Linked DNA regions of Homo sapiens: region 1 is linked to region 2. A link is a contact called in ENCODE Hi-C or POLR2A ChIA-PET data. All regions are on one chromosome and are shown on one strand. The core of a region is the stretch at or near the end of the contact, and the rest is flanking DNA. Distances in the headings are between cores, read along the strand shown. Region 1 has its middle 76 kb from the start of HTR4. Region 2 overlaps HTR4 (5-hydroxytryptamine receptor 4).

What was found. Hi-C counts contacts between places; a loop is a spot of excess contacts on that map. ChIA-PET counts read pairs that join two places held with the same protein, here RNA polymerase II (POLR2A). Pooled maps may share reads with other maps.
Region 1: a map of endothelial cell of umbilical vein shows a loop between it and region 2 (7-fold over the local background). The contact joins two enhancer-like sites. A Hi-C loop is called at or near these places in 3 of 168 maps with a recorded cell type or tissue (PC-3, aorta and endothelial cell of umbilical vein), 2 of 37 single-sample maps with no recorded cell type and 13 of 50 pooled maps. POLR2A ChIA-PET finds 5 or more read pairs at or near these places in 1 of 52 experiments (MCF 10A).

What each region holds. Positions count from the first base shown.
Region 1 is chr5:148,727,706-148,732,695 of GRCh38, reverse strand. No RefSeq gene overlaps it. Among named protein-coding and RNA genes, the nearest start is that of HTR4, 76 kb to the right of the region's middle. Within about 2 kb of position 1,980, at least 2 of the 41 ENCODE cell types and tissues checked have a DNase peak (open chromatin) inside an H3K27ac peak, as active enhancers do.
Region 2 is chr5:148,479,637-148,484,547 of GRCh38, reverse strand. It overlaps HTR4 (5-hydroxytryptamine receptor 4), which reads left to right. Exons shown (of 7, transcript NM_000870.7): 7 at 1,255-3,001. The coding sequence ends at 1,345. The region is part of intron 2 of LOC107986462 (a long non-coding RNA gene); the gene reads right to left. Among named protein-coding and RNA genes, the nearest start is that of FBXO38, 98 kb to the right of the region's middle. Within about 2 kb of position 2,376, at least 2 of the 41 ENCODE cell types and tissues checked have a DNase peak (open chromatin) inside an H3K27ac peak, as active enhancers do.

The DNA.
Region 1 (4,990 bases), core at 731-3,230, 250 kb before region 2:
CATGGTGTTCCACATGAGTTCTTTTCATCACAGCTTTTTCACTCGAGTTCTTTATTATTTTTCATCTCTTGTTCGATGGGATTACTTGCCAGTTGTGTGTAGTTTGGTTTTGTTTCAAAAAGAGTTCATGAGTATTATATTTCCCGAGCTCTTGCGTGTCAAAAAATATCTGCCCTTTATCTCCATGCTTGGTGACACCCTAGCTTGGTACAATATTTTTGAATCATGTTGTTTCTCTCAGAAGTTGGTGGTCATTACTCCATGTCCCTTGGTACTGGAGTTGCCATGGCAAAGCCTTGAAACCACTTGACTTTTTCCCCCTATAGGGGCTGACTTGCCGTTTTCTGCCTAAATGTCAAATTTTTTTCTGGATTCTTAACACTTAACAGTTTAACCAGGAAATTTCCCAATTTAGACCATTCTGTATCAATTTCTCTTGACATAATTGTCCTCTTTTTTATCCATTAATACCGTTCTTCTTTTCAGAAAACTTTTTAGGTTATATCTTTGAATTCTCTTTTTTCTTTCCTTGTACTCTAAGGATGTCAGTTGTCTTCACGTTGGATAATTTTTTCTCTCTGTATCTACCTTTATTTTAATTGCTTTGTCTTTTCATCCTGCATTTTCTATGACTGTCCCCAGCCATCTCTCCATGACATTTGCAGCTACATTTTTCTCTCCTTTGCAATTTATAACTTATTACATTTATAACTCATTGTTTTGTTTTTCAATTTTTCTTAGCTCCACAATGTCTTCTTCCATCTTCTTTATTTTATAATTTATCTTAGAGGTACTGTTTTACTGAATTGATATTCTTAATGAACTCTTCTCTGTAATTAAGCGTTCAAAAAGAACTTGCACTTCACCTTTGAGTTTTATTTTCTTCCTGAGGGTTTTTGGTTTTGGTTTTGTTTTGCCTTTTTCTTGCTTACTACTTATTTTGTAGTAGCAGATTTGCATAATTTTGTACTGTTTCTTTTCATTTTGCTCATGCTTAACAGGGAGCAGTTTTGTTTGTAGTTTCTGTAAAATGACGCGGATGGATTCTCCTTGATGTCTTTCTCACTTTATCTGGAACTATCGTGTCTTCTCCTCACCAAAGAATCAGTTTCAGAGGTGGGTGTGGCTTTCTATTTATTTTTTAATTAAAGCATATTCTTTTGAATTCTCAGTATTTCGTTGACTACCTTTGCTTTTGGGAGAAGGGCTGGCCTTAGAAGTTGTACCAGTCATATCAGAATCTTTCTTTTCATGGATGCCAAACCTTATGATTCAAGCAGTACCCTTTCCTCTCTAGCCGCTAATGTATTATTTGGCTTAAAAAATAACCATTTCATCAGGTGGGGAAAGAAGTTTCTGTGATCCTGTTTTGCTCTGCTATCTTTACGTGGAGTTGGGTGTTAAAGCAAGAGCCAGGTGCATTTTTGGGAGGAATTAGTTATGAAAAGAAACAGACCAGATGATTTTTGAAGTTTCTTTTAGCTCAACATACTGAGATACGACTATTATGACAACAGGGGTCGCCCGACCGTTGAAAATTACCAAGTTCAACAATGTAATAGTAAGAGGCATTGCAATTGTCAGACCACTAGAGGGCAGATCTTGGCCACAATTGGAAGTAGTCACAGTAAATAGTTACTATTGTCAAATGAATTGTGCTGGAGCTCCTTTAAACTTTTACAAAAAAATCTGAAAAGGACAAACTGCAGGGAAACCGAGCTCAAATTATCTGACAGTTGGGGGCTACTCATTTGTAAAAGGGGTCCCGTGATTCTCTGTCTTGCCATCTGTATCCATCTCCCCTTAGGTGTTCACTTTTGCCAATCCCCCCGTCATCCAAGCTTGAAAACTAGTAAAGCATGCCCAGATCCTCCATTCGCTGTGCTATTTTCCAGCTGGCAGGTAGAAATTTGAAACACCTCGCCCAGAGTTACAGCCGCCCAGCTCATAAATGGTGAAGACCTGAAATGGAGCCCACCTTGCTGGCTCCTGTGCCTTCTGAACACCTCTCCAGGAGAGCAAGCTCTTGTCACTGATACTTCACTTCTAGCATTGAAACCGCAAGAGAAGCAATACCAGCAAGAGATGAATCAAATCCTCCCTTCAGCCCTTGCTGTTGGCAGCTCCCTATGGCATTCTGAATCATTACCCTGGACAGACTTTTGTGACCCAAGGATAAGCCTCCTTACAACAAAGATAATAGAAACCTGCCTTTGCTGCCAAGGATGTTTCATTTGTCTCTCATACTGGGTCTTGCTGCTGGAGGTAACATTTGCCAGCATAAACTTTCAGCCTGCTGTTTACCAAATTCCTCTGTACATCACTCATCATGCTTCACCAGGGAATTCAAGGCTTATTTTGCCCTCCTGGACTGCTTTCCTAGCCTTAAGTCTTTGGCGACACATTACATCACATACATGTAAGACAGATGCCTGCTTTTCCCTCCACTCAGGGAAGCTCTGAACCCACGATGTCAGTAAAATCCTGCTAAAGTTTTCAGATCAGGATGTAAGTTATGTGCTCTGTTAGTAATACAAATTGGGAGTATCCTTGATATGACTGTGTCCTTACAAGAAGAGATGTTTTATTTTCTTCATGTAGATTTAGTTTGGGCTATCCCAGAAAAATCACTGTTTTCTCTTGGGAAATATGTTGGCTTAAATATTGATAGATCTTCCTAAGACCTGATTCCTCCCAACAGGCAGCAGGCAGATCTGATGTTTTGTTTCAGCTGAGCTGTAAACATGATCTGCAGCTGGTGTGGTTTAGTTCACTGTGGATTAAAGTGTTCTGTGTCCCCCAGTCAGATGAACATATGTAGAGAACTATACTTTCTAGTGGCCTTGTCTGGAGCCCAGAATAGTGGAAAGGATATGTTTTTATTGTGATTTATTCTATCAAAGAAATAAATTGGGCCTTAAATTAGGGAAGGGGGTAGGTTTGCTTTTTCATTCCTCTGGGGCTGAAGCAGGTAAGAGTTTGGACTCAATGGGCAAAAAAGACAATAAAATTCTCATGGGGGAGATGAGCCAGTTCTTGAAAGGAAGGAAGGAGGAAAAACACTCTCAGACCTATGGATCATAGGAGTGGTTCTATCTCGTATCAGTTACAAATTTTCATTTTCCTTGCATTATTATCAATATTTCAGTAGACATCAGACCTCACAGCTTAGCATGTGCTGGGTTAAGGAGAATTAGGAAAAGGTCTGTGTTCTTCTGGCATGGGCTATACCAAGACAGGGGCTGTGTCCCTTGGGCTGTGTTCTTTGAGAACATCTTGCAAAAAGATCCTGAGAAACAGTTGTGAGAGGTGACCAGCAGAGGGGCCTACAGCAGTGGTTCAGAGTAAGAGATGGCCAATGATAATCAAGGTGGATTTGTTATTGTGTGAACTATTTCCTGAGAATTCTCAGGAGTAAGAAGGAGGATAAAATATAGCTATTATACAATAAATTGATAAAATATTGAATGGGGGTTTAGATAGAATTATTTGGCTATTAAGCAGAAAGCCTCCCTTGAATGCTAAAGAACCTTGAGAAATTATGGGTACATATTGCTAGAGCTTTCCTCTTTGGTTTTCTGTGGCTTTATATCTCCTAAAATAAACTCACATGAAAAAGATTGAGATCACTGTTATTGAGAAGTTCAAAGAAGAAAATTTTTAATTGCATGATTGATTTCTGTGTGGATTATACCTAAAGACAGAGAAAAAAAGCAGAGTGAGTTCCATTGCTAAACAAACATACTTTTAGTCCTAGAGGGAAATGCAAGATGCCTGCAATTCAAAGAATAAGGTTATTAAAACTAGAAGCATATTTGGAGAAAATGAAACCAAGTAGGTAGCACAAGGAACAGCCTATTTAATCTTTTAATGGTTTCTAAAAGGTAATGGGAAAACCTGGTATCTTAAATGAAGTGAATTTAATGTTATTAACCTCCAGTTCCAGGTGTATGGAATAAAAATACAAATCTCAATATAGATGTAACTGGCTGTTGCCGTGTGACCCATGTTAAGTAAAGTACTCAGTATAAGAAATATTGAAAAACTGATGAATGAATAAGCGATTTGGGGAATAATTGGCAAACCATTTGGGAAAAAATTATCTTAGAGCCATATTTTATATGATGATACACTAGATAATTGTTTTTAACCCACTGAAGATGTTGCTTCCTTCCTGTGGTGATAAATTTAATTTCCTTTGGGAGATAACCTCTTCTGTATATGCAGTGTGGGTGGGACTATAAATTCTCTGCCCTTTTCTGGTCACAAGGTGGCTGTCGCCGAAGTCAGGACAATTGGAGACAGTTTCAAGGGGCTGTGAATGGAGCAACAACAAGAAAAAACACTCATTGAGCACCTGCTCTGGCAGAGATCCCTGTTCCCATGGAGCTTACATCCTGAGGAGTGGGGGTGGAGATGGGTCGAGGACAGTGAGTGTTCCTTCATTTCACTCCTGTATTCTTTTCAGGTCTGCCGGAGCTGCGTGATCTTTCCATCTCCAAGCCAAGCTCCTCAGGTTTTACTTCAATTACATCCACTCTCCCAATTTTTCCAACAAATATTATTTTTGCTTATCTCGAGTCAACTTATTGCTTGAAAACAAAGATGTCTAGTAATTTCATATGGCTTAAAGAAGTGATTTGCAAGCTTCAGATGCAGAAGAATCACCTAGAAGGTGGTTAAAAATACATGTTTTCATGGTCCTTTGGAATAACTTTGATTACTAAGGTCTTCCAAGGGTAATGGGGATGGGCGTTAAAACAAACAAACAAACAAACAAAACAGGTAATCTGGTGCAGGTGATGCTCAAACCACTCTTTGAGAATCACTAGATTAAAGAGTTAATTGATTTTTCTTAAGCATAGAAAGACAAGTAGAAAGTAAAACTTTTATAAGATGAATACAGGGATGACAAATTTCTATTGCTTTGAAGTAAATAGAAACAACTACAAAGGAAATAATATTGATATACTCATGTGAATAAACATTA
Region 2 (4,911 bases), core at 1,127-3,626:
ACTTCTTCTAGGACTGGGGAATAGGTGGAAGCCTGGAGATAGTAAATATTGCCCCAATTTTTCAAGAAACACTAAAGCTAATCTCCAGAAACCATAGACTCATAGCTTGTGTAAGTAAGATTCACTGTTGTATAATAATTCATGCCAAATAATTTCTTTATCTGCTAGGACAGATTTTCTGTTTGACAGAGACATTTTAGCAAGGTATTGGACAAAGCCTGCCAGAGCGGGTCCATTCTCAGGCACATTGAGCATTAGATGTTTGACTGCAAGGAAGCCTGTCTTGGGGTAACTATGATTCTCTGTTTTATCTTGCTCAACATTTTTTACCTTGCCTGAAAAACTAAAAGGCAGATGACACTAAACTGAAATATCTACCATTGTAGATTATTTGATCTTCCTATGTGCTTGCAAAAAACTTAAGGTCTAGTTTGAGTGGGTGCTAAATAATCATATCTTGAATGTTAAAATTGCTATGATTTAGAATGATCTCAGCTGACTAAAGTGATACCAAACCGATATAACAAAGTTTAACTGAGTAAAATGTGATGGTTTATATTTTGGCTCAAATAAATAAATAAATAAATAAATAAATAAATAAATAAATAAATAATAAAATCAACTAGGCAGCAATGTAATAAAGAACCTCAGGAATTGACAGTTGTTGTATCAAAAACGATCAAAGTTGGCAGCAAGCTCAATATACGCCAATAACTTATTACCATTTTTAGAAATGAACTGAATTTGACTACATTAATAGAAATAAACCCAATTGATGATGAAAAGCACATGATGTAAGTCAGGCTCCCTGCGAAAATTTGTGCACTTTCCTAGTACCATAATTCAAGAGAGGTGTTCAAAGGACAGTGCCCATTATGGGGAATAATCTGGAAACTATAATATATAATGAACTATTAAAGAAAATCGGAATGTGTAGCTTGGAGTAGAGAAAACTTGGAGGATATAATCGGTAGAGGGCACAATGTTGAGGGGGCCTGATAGGCGTAATAGGTCCATCAGGTAGAAGCCATATGGACACCGATTTTGGCTGAACATTAATGGGCTATTTCTAATAGTTATTATTGCCAAAAATTAATATGGACTGGCCTGTCAATGGAAATTCCTAAGTAGAAGCCAAATAGCTACTCATCTGCATGGCACAGAGTGTTCCTGCCATGCAGGTGGGCTCTTTCAGGAGATGATCTGCAACATCCTTTCCAATTCTGAGGTTCTGTAATCTTCTCCTCTCTCTAGGGATGCAGTGGAGTGTGGTGGCCAGTGGGAGAGTCAGTGTCACCCGCCAGCAACTTCTCCTTTGGTGGCTGCTCAGCCCAGTGACACTTAGGCCCCTGGGACAATGACCCAGAAGACAGCCATGCCTCCGAAAGAGGGCCAGGTCCTAAGCTGCTGCTTGTGCGCGACTGCACCCGGTATTCTCTTCACCTGAGGCTTTCCGTCCGCCAGTGCAGGAACCCGGTGCTCGCTGGGCTTTTCCTCTGAGATTCCAGCAGGTGGCGCTGGAGGGAGTCAGGGGACATAATGGCCTCCTTGTTCACTTTTTATTTCCCAACACTCCCTCTTCCCAGATTCTCTGCTTTTGCCGCGTGGTCTCTGGTGTCTCTGACATGTTCCCGTCACTCACTGTGTCTGATCTGTCTCACTCACGTTCTAAGCACGATAGCTTGCTGCGTCCTATCTCGGTCACTGATGTCTCCAAATACGCCTTCTTTGCTGTGTGGGCTTCCAGATATCAACAAAATACTCCCTCTCTGTTCCTGTCTTAGCCAGAGGCGTCGCTCCTGTCTTGCTTACTTGCTTGGTCACGTCCGTCACAGCCATGTTCAAGCTATCCCCTGCCTCTTCTTCGCCCTGTTCTGTGCCAGACGCTAACACACTTTTCTCCCTGTGTCTGGGTCCAAACGTGCATCCTCTTGGTTGGCCCCCTTGTCAGTCCCAGACGTCCACTTGCTCTTCCTTATGTCCAATGTCTGTCCTCCTCTTCAGGACATGCTCCATTTATTTTCCATGGAAGACACAGGGTCAGAGATCTGTCAGAGGAAAATGGTCTCCACAGCAACTCTGGAGGGAAGCTGAAGACAGATAGCTTCCTCCTGGTGTCCTGGCCGCTGGCGTGTCTGCCCTGAGATGCTCGCTCTCCTGCTGGGCTAGAACGGGACGTCTTCTAAAAAGCCTTGGGCAGGGCTAGCAACATCGTAGGTGTTTATTAGGCTTCAGGATCTTTCCCATGAACTTGTGATATCATTTTGAAACCCTTCAATCTGGCTTTGTTGCTGCCAAAGGAGATAACTGTTGGAAGTTCACACTGGGGAAACTCATTTTCCCCTGCAGCTCCCCCAAGGTGCAGGAGGGCAGGATCCAGCAGCACTGGGGATGCCGAGGCAATGCTGTACTTGAAGCCAGAGGACCCAAATTGCCGCCCTGGCTGTGCTGCAAACAAGCTGTGAGATCTTGAATAGTGTTCTTTCATCTCTGGACCCCACTTTCCACATCTGTGCACTCAAGCTTGGACTAGAGGACCTTTAAGTTTTCTTTCTGTTTCTAAGACAACAGTATGCTGCTATAGCCGTCTGCTACCTCGAGAAGCCATGGCCTGCCTGCCTTTTGGCTTTGTTTCAAAGGAACGACCCTCCTCATTTGGGCCTTTTAGACCCCTGACCTTTCCAGCTTTGTCCTTCAGATTAATCTGGATGTCTTTTATTCAAAGCTGAGTCAGTGGCTCTTGCGAATGCCCCATAGCAGAAGTCCCGGGAAGGTAAATGCCAAACCCAGAGCCATGTGAGATTCTGACTTTGATCTTGGCTGTGGTTTAATAGCATCTCAGGATTATTTATCATATTCTCTTTTTTTCTTATTGCTTATAAGGTGTCAGTTATTGTTTCCATTGTTGTTTACTTTAGTTCTGGAACTGAAACCGACAGGAAGAAACTTTGGAATAAGGAAGAGAAGATTGACCAAACCATCCAAATGCCAAAAAGAAAAAGAAAAAAAAAAGCCTCTCTGTCCTATGAAGACTTAATTCTGTTGGGGAGAAAGTCATGTTTTAGGGAAGGAAAATAGCCTCTGAAAGAGAAATGCTATTCAGAATTCGTGAGAAATATCTCTCCATGCTGAAATGCTCTTTGTGTAGACTGGGATTCTCCCTGATCAATGAAGCAGATTGAACCAGGGAACCATTCTTGTCACATATGAAGAAAGTTTATTTAAATTCTAACTTACACCCTGACTCTGACTCTGTGGCTGGACCAATCCCCTTTGATTTTTCAAGTCATTGTTCCCCTGCCATCACTAGGCTCAGCAACCACCATTAGGAGGCAAGCACCATTTTGAGGTGCTTTTCTAATATGAAGAAGGGAGCAGCCAGCTTCTGGGCTCCATGGCTCTGGACCTGATGATGAGACCCAACCAATCTGCTGTGGCTGCCCACACACCCACCCATTGCCTGCATGAGCACATTGGTGGGAGGAGTACAGCACAGAGGCAGCACGTGCACTGGGTCCATTGCTGACTTATTAAGCAAATTGAACTAATTCCTGAATGTCTCAGACCTCAGAGAGAATCTCTCTTGCCTACTTCACAAAGTTGTTGTGGAGATATAAGATAATTTTTTTGTGAAAACATTCTGTAAATCATAAAATGCCATTCCACATATTTATCATTACTTTGGGCGTTTTGGATTACTGTGGATGTGCCTGAGCACTCGAGGACTATGAATTTATTTACCGGGAGGTAAACCAACTTAAGAGAGTAAGTTTCTATGTTGATAAAGAAACAGAGAAAGAAATGCCCAGGGCAAAGTTCGCAGGAAGGTAAATGCCAAACCAGAGCCTTGTTAAAAAAATAATATTCTAGGAGCACCCCTTGGGTATTAATTCTTCCTGTATTCCCAGCACTTTGGGAGGCCCAGGTGGGAGAATCACTTGAGGTCAGGAGTTCGAGCCTGGCCAACATGGTGAAATTTGATCTCTACTAAAGCTACAAAAATTAGCCGAGTATGGTGGCATCTGCCTGTAGTCCCAACTACTTGGGAGACTGAGGCAGGAGAATTGCTTAAATCCATGAGGCAGAGGCTGCATTAAGCTGAGATTGCACCACTGCACTTCAGCCTGGGCAATAGAGTGAGACTCCATCTCACTAAATAAACAAATAAATAAAATTCTAGGAATTGTAGAAGCACCCTTTGGATATTAATTCTTCCAAATCCACCCATCCTAATTTGGTCATTTCAGGTTGCCCAACACACGAATTTATGAATCACAGAAACTCATTTAAAAGGATTTGGTTATTCACAAAGTAAGGGACTACAGGCTAATTTTGATAATAATGAGCGTAACTTCTCATATAACTTCAAAGTAACATGGAATAAGATTCAAATGTTTGTTCACTATGAAAAAATGTATTTGAAGAAGAAAATACTTGGACCATCAAAATCATCCCCATGCTATAAATTATATATATACAAATCCTATGAAAAAAATCAAACGTGGACCAGACTATGACCAGATAGCATGAATACTACATAAAGAGTCAACTAAGATATTGAACCTGATAACTTTTGAAAATTTTCCTGATCTGATAGTCTATGTATATGATTGTTAATTGTGGTTTAATGCTATTTTAGCTAACAACTTAATTTTATTTACATTTTTAATAAAGTAGAATTACAAAGGGGCCACTTATACAGTTTATAATGCACTGAGATCCCTTGTGTGATCAACATATAAAGTACATGTGTGCCCACCACATAGAACATGAAACTTAATTCTCTAATTTCAAAGGATTACAAATTGTAATGATGGTTGTGTTTTTGGTTTATGAGATTGTTAGTTATAGCTATGATTTATTTGAAGCTAAGGCTTTGAAGGTCCTAGAATCCTTGATTCTAACTTTGTT